Linked DNA regions of Homo sapiens: region 1 is linked to region 2. Evidence: read pairs that join two places in POLR2A ChIA-PET (ENCODE). Cell type or tissue: A673. All regions are shown on one strand. Links, peaks and the distances in the headings refer to the core of each region. The heading gives the core; the rest is flanking DNA. Region 1 overlaps INPP5F (inositol polyphosphate-5-phosphatase F). Region 2 overlaps GRK5 (G protein-coupled receptor kinase 5).

Region 1 (2,914 bases), core at 202-2,701, 360 kb after region 2:
GCCTCAAGCAGTCCTCCTGCCTCAACCTCCCAAAGTTCTCGGATTACAGGCATGAGCCACTGCACCCAGCCCAAACCATGACTTTTAAATGTGTAGGTTTCCTGTACTGGTATTAAGTGGTATACAGTTAAGTCTATACCTTTCATAGTTGTATTCATTTCCATCAGGTCCTCCTAGGCTGAAATGTCCTAATTACACTGTGGGACCTTTCATGAAAGTCCTTTTGTTTAGTTGTCCTCTGTTCCTTTTTGAGTTGCTTTGGGTCTTTTCTTGAGATGTGACAGTTAGGACTTTATGCTTCATATAGAGAATCAACAATTTTGTGTTTGGATATTGTAGAGTTTAAGAACCAATTTCTAATTTCCTTCATGATGATCAAAACTTTGTGGCCGTCTTGCTGTGCTGGAATTAGATCCCTTTTTAAATAAAAATGTCTAGAAATTTTTAATTTTTTTAGAGACAGGGTCTTGCTCTGCCACCCAGGCTGGAATGTGGGATAGCTCACTGCAGCCTCGAACTCCTGGGCTCGGGTGATCCTCCCGCCTCAGCCTCCTGAGTAGCTAGGATTACATGTGGGCACCACCACACCTGGCTAATTTTTTTACAACATTTTTTATAGAGACAGAGTCTTGCTATGTTGTCCAGGCTGGTCTCAAACCCCTGGGCTCAAGTGATCCTCCTCTCTGGGCCCCCCAAAGTGCTGGGATTACAGACATGAGCCACTGTGCCTGGCCTGGAAATTAAGTTTCTTTTCTAGGTGGTATCTTTAATCTTTTAAATATTCTTGTGGTTACTTTTTGAAGTGTATTTCCTTCTGCTAGTTTAGACCAGCTTTTATGCCGCCTCCCTATATTATGAGATCTTTATGCAGTTTGTATTACTTTATTATGTGAGAGTTTAAAGTTGTATGTGCTACAGGCATCATCTTTCAGTCAGACTAAGACCAAGTTACTAATACAGGTCCTTCCCAGTGACCTATATATAATCATTTAGACCAGTGATTCTCAAGCTGGCTGTACAGTAGAATCACCAGGGGGAGATTTAAAGAATACCTATTCCAGGGCCCCGCCCTAACCAATTGAGACCATCTCTGATGCTCAGGGATTAGTATTATAAAGCTCCTAGATGATGATAATGAGCAGCCAGCACTGATAACCCTGAATTAGATTTAAGACTGGGAAATCACCAGCTGCTAGAACTTCTAAATTGGATTAGCTCTTTAGCTTGTGGAATGCTGGAGAATAATTACCATTAGACAGTTCAAGGAAATGTGTATCAAACTTTGCATTTATAAGATAGCACCTGAATCAAATTATTCCTTACCCAATTCTGAGAATTAAAGCATAAATGAGCTAACAATTGGAACTTTTAGTTTCTCATTCTAAAACCCTTTTCCTTATCTGTTTGATTTTGTGTTGGTGATTGTCTTTTTAGAGCCGTAATATCCTTTGTCTTTAGCAGGAAATGAAATATGGGTCTGATTATTTATGCATACTCTGATACCTTTTTTTTTTCTTTTAAGACACAGTGAAAGTGCCTATAGGCTTCAGCAGCTGTGCTTTAAAACCCAGGCTTGTTCTTGGGCTGAGGGAGTGCCTTCATTCTTCCATCTTGGAATGAGTGACTCATGCTCTGTGCAGGCACACAGTACTTAATCACTTGTTTTCTGTGTACCAGGAAGAGGAGGGCATATGAAAATAGAAGCCATGTACTGCCAAATGGATCTGAAATAAGAGTGAAAATGTTGACCTGATGGGTCAAACAATTGAGCTTATTGCAAATACTTATGACTTAGGGTGTATGTTGCATTATTATTTCACTAAAATTTGGCATTATTTCAAAAAGGCTATACTTTTGTAATTTGTAAGCAACTCTTTTCCTTATAGATAACGTTGATGATCTTAAATTTTACAATTTATTTGTGAATTTTAAATTTTTCTTTTTTTGAATTTGTATGCCACATTAGAGTATACCTTCTGAAGGAAAGATTAGAAAACAATACATTTGTTGGATTAGATCAGTTACATGGTTATTCTTTGCAGAAGGATAGTATGAGCCCGCTGGCCATTTTCTCTGCCATTCCAGTGCCTTCTGCCCCCAGAGTAGCCATTAATATGATCAGTAGGATATCTACTACTAAGGGCATTTGCTGCATATGCCTGGAATAATACTGTCTACACATGTCCTCTGTACAGACAGACTCTTTAATGCCAACTTGTTTTATTTCTTTAGTGAAGAGCCACAGATTTTAAATACACACACACACACACACACACACACACATTTTGAAGTGTCAGCTGTATGCCAGGCGCTATACCAGGCAGCGAAGTCAGAGCAGCTCGACACAACACACACAGTCTCCCTTCTTGTGTCAGTTACAGTACCTGCTTCAGGCCTTCCTCTATTGTTTTGTGTTTCTTATCTCTATATTAGTATGAGAAGTTTTGTGTACCTGCTAGAGTTTTCAAGATAATATAAAAATTTCAGGATAATTTAAATTGCCCAGGCCAGGCATGGTGGCTCATGCCTGTAATCCCAGCATTTTGGGAGGCTGACGTGGGAGGATCACTTGAGTCCAGGAGTTTGAGACCAGGCTGGGCAATATAGATAGACCTTATCTCTACTAAGAAAAAAAAAAAAATGAGGTGGGCATCATGGCGTGTGCCTGTATTCCCAGCTACTTGGGAAGCTGAGGTGAGAGGATTGATTGAGTCCAGTTGGAGGCTGCAGTGAGTTATGATCAAGCTGCTGCACTTCAGTCTGGGTAGCAGAGTGAGACCTTGTCTCAAGGGGAAAAAAAAAATTGCCCAGAAGTTTTAGGTGAGTCTTTCATTTTGAGCAACCATATTCTAATCATGTGTAATATTTATTGAAAGATAAATGCTTTTATTATTAAAAGCACCTGAAATTAAAA
Region 2 (2,914 bases), core at 263-2,762:
GTTGCCCCAGGTTACACAGGCAGTGAGCGATGGGCTGGGATTCAAACCAAGGCAGTTTAGCTCCAGAGCCCACACTGACACTCACAGCTACCACGAGATCCTCCCTCCCGGCAAGCCATAGCTTTACATCCTGTGGATAAGCATTTTGAGACTAAGAATCAAAGTGTGCCAGCGCAGTGGTTGTGTTCATATCCCCTTGTTGCCTGGCGTATCTCAAGAGAAATCCTTTCTAGGGGGGATGGTGTCTTAGCTCCTCTACACCAGGTAGACTATAGTCATCCCTTCCCTGCAAGTTGCTGTCCTTCCCAGGCTCTATCGCCCTCTTCCCTGTTTCCCACGAACTCATCCGACTGTGTCCCGTGCAGCTGCAACATCGATGGCCTAGTGTTCCGTGCTCCAGAGAGCCTGAGACAGCATGTTTCAGTGGTTCCTTCGAGTATCTTCCTGGCCAGAGAGAACTTCTTGGAGAGGCTTTAGCATCACTGCAGGAAGAACCAAAAGGGAAAGGGCCCCCATCCCAACTCCAGCATGCCCTTCTTGTTTTCAGAGGAGAACACAGAGGCCCAGAGAGGGCAAGTGAATTGCTTGAAGTAACACAGCAAATTGTTGGCTAACACCATGGTCTCTGGGCCTCTTGGTGGGAGTCTTGCAGTATTTCCTCTTCAGAACCCTCTTGGCTATTGAGTGGGTAAGCGCGGGTGACTTCCTGTCTCTGTGCCTTTAGTGCCTAACTGGAAAAGTCAGGGTTTTCATAATTTGAAGCATCCTAAGACTGGGCTTTTCTCCAGTTGGGCAAAAATGATTTTTAAAAACTGTATCCATTAGGATGCTTTGAATTAGAAGTAATTTCTAAAAGTGTTCAAACTGCCCTAAACAAGGAGAATGTGTTGTCTCATAAATCAGCTTTTCAGATATGGTTTGAGCTACAGGCATGGTTTGATCCAGAGATTCATGACATCACCAGGGCACCAACTCTACTTCTTCTAATTTCCCAGCTCTCACCTCCTTGATGTGTCAGGCTCATCCTCATCGCGGCTTTTCTTGCAGTGTCAAGAACACTGCTGCAGCACCTGGCTTCACACCCACTCACCATGACCTCCAGAGGAAGAGAGCACCTCTGCTCCAGTGTTCCCAGGGAGTCTGCAGTCCACTCTGATTCGACTGGCTTACATTACAGGCCTGCCACCCTTATCCAGTCACTGTAATCAGAGAATGTGATGTGCTTAATGGCCACCAAGGAGATGGAATCACAGTCCCCAGAACTGCTGGCATGTCCATACAGAAATCAGAGCATTGGACTGGGGGTGTGGGGTGGGGAGTAGAGGCTGGGTCATCACTGGTGCCTTCTTCTACACTGACGTCTCTCTGAGTCTGTGAAGACCATGAAATGAAGAAGGCGTTCTGAGAGTTTGCCAGTCACCTTCCTCCATCCATCTAGGGCTCTGAGCCCAGGTGTGGGAATGACAGGAAGGCCCTGCCTGGCCTTCTCCTGGGTCTCATCACATTCTTCTTTTCTTGTCTCCAGACAGAGATTACTGCAGTTTATGTGACAAGCAGCCAATCGGGAGGCTGCTTTTCCGGCAGTTTTGTGAAACCAGGCCTGGGCTGGAGTGTTACATTCAGTTCCTGGACTCCGTGGTAAGTTCCTGCTCCTGAGGGATGGTCCTGTGGTCCTCTGTGATCAGTGATTGTTTTGGCTCAAAGGAAAAAATAGATCTCATGGGTTAGAAGACTGAGGAATAAACTCACTGCTTACAAAACTCCCACTACAGACTTTGATTAGGAATGCAAAATTGTCTGAGGATCTAAACACATGGGTGACCTTGGGTGACCTTGGGTGGGCCCCCTCCCCTCTGGACCTTAGTTGCTATTGCTATAAAGTGGAGCCCTATCAGCTCTTTGATTCTGGAAGCCTGGGTTATTATGGGAGGCAGTGCCTGGGGAAGTTAGGCCTAGCTCTTGGATCTCAAGGCCCCTTCCTCCAGCTGAGAACCCATTTTATAGAATTCCAAAGCTTTTGTCTGTTTGTACAATTGTTTATTGTCTGCTTCCCCATTAGAATGCAAGCTCCCTGAGGGCAGGACCCTGGGCTTCCTGTTCATACCTGCCTCACACAGTGCCCAGAATCTATGGGCACTCAATACATGTCAAATGAAGCACATGGCTGTCAAGCCGGTCTGACACCAATGGCTCCACTGGGCTCTGGCATGGATGACATGCCTGACACCATGGAGTCTTCCTTCACATGTGCTTGTTATTCTTTGTTTAACAAATGCTGATTGATTGCATGGGCTTTTAAGACAGGTTGTGGGAATAGTCAGGAGTTCCTCTGCACCTGCCCGGGGAGCCTGGGCACCTCGGTTCAGCCAACTGCCCTTGGGTTTCTATCCGAGGAAGGAGGACAAGAGGGAAGGAAGAGGAGTGGAGAGCGGTCATGAAGGGTGTGAAGTCATCCAGGCCCCTCCCCTCCCCGCCAGGTGCAGGGGCCGAGAGGCTGCTGTTTCCTGAAGGGCCCTCATGCCACCATTGGCTGCAGCCATCCCGACCTCTATCTCAGTTTGGGGGACAACCCTTTAGGGTTTCAAGTCTCTGTATCTGCTTCAAGATCTCGATGTGCATCTCTAGACCCACAAACCAAATTGCCCACTGGACATCTCCACTGAAGTCACAAAGGCCCCCTTAAAGTCAGTAAGTCCCAAATGCACTCAGGACTTTCTCCCAGGACCCCAAAGCTACCAGCCCTGAGACATTACCTGTTCCAGTGACCAGCACCCTATAGTCACCCGAGCCTGAAATCTTTGCACTCTTTGATGCCTTCCCCTCCTCGTCCTTCCCCAACCTGATCAGGCTCATGTGCTTGGCTCCTTGACCCTGCCCAGGCCAGCTCCCTCCCCTCTGCAGGCTCTGCCTTGGG

What was found. ChIA-PET counts read pairs that join two places held together with the same protein. Peaks named below come from ENCODE experiments on the same cell type or tissue, not always from the same donor. Only the 100,000 strongest peaks of a DNase experiment are listed, where the experiment ranks them.
Region 1: POLR2A ChIA-PET joins it to region 2 with 5 read pairs; 2 of 35 experiments call an interaction of 5 or more read pairs at or near these places.

What each region holds. Positions count from the first base shown.
Region 1 is chr10:119,736,395-119,739,308 of GRCh38, forward strand. All of the region lies in intron 1 of INPP5F (inositol polyphosphate-5-phosphatase F), which reads left to right. Among named protein-coding and RNA genes, the nearest start is that of INPP5F, 12 kb to the left of the region's middle. RefSeq lists enhancers at 1,735-2,280, 2,281-2,826. In A673, for the core only: no CTCF peak of the experiment used is centred there; DNase peaks (open chromatin) are centred at 1,177 and 1,587; H3K4me3 peaks cover 929 bases; H3K27ac peaks cover 2,500 bases.
Region 2 is chr10:119,379,290-119,382,203 of GRCh38, forward strand. GRK5 (G protein-coupled receptor kinase 5) reads left to right here. Exons shown (of 16, transcript NM_005308.3): 3 at 1,526-1,638. Among named protein-coding and RNA genes, the nearest start is that of MIR4681, 2.8 kb to the left of the region's middle. In A673, for the core only: no CTCF peak of the experiment used is centred there; no DNase peak of the experiment used is centred there.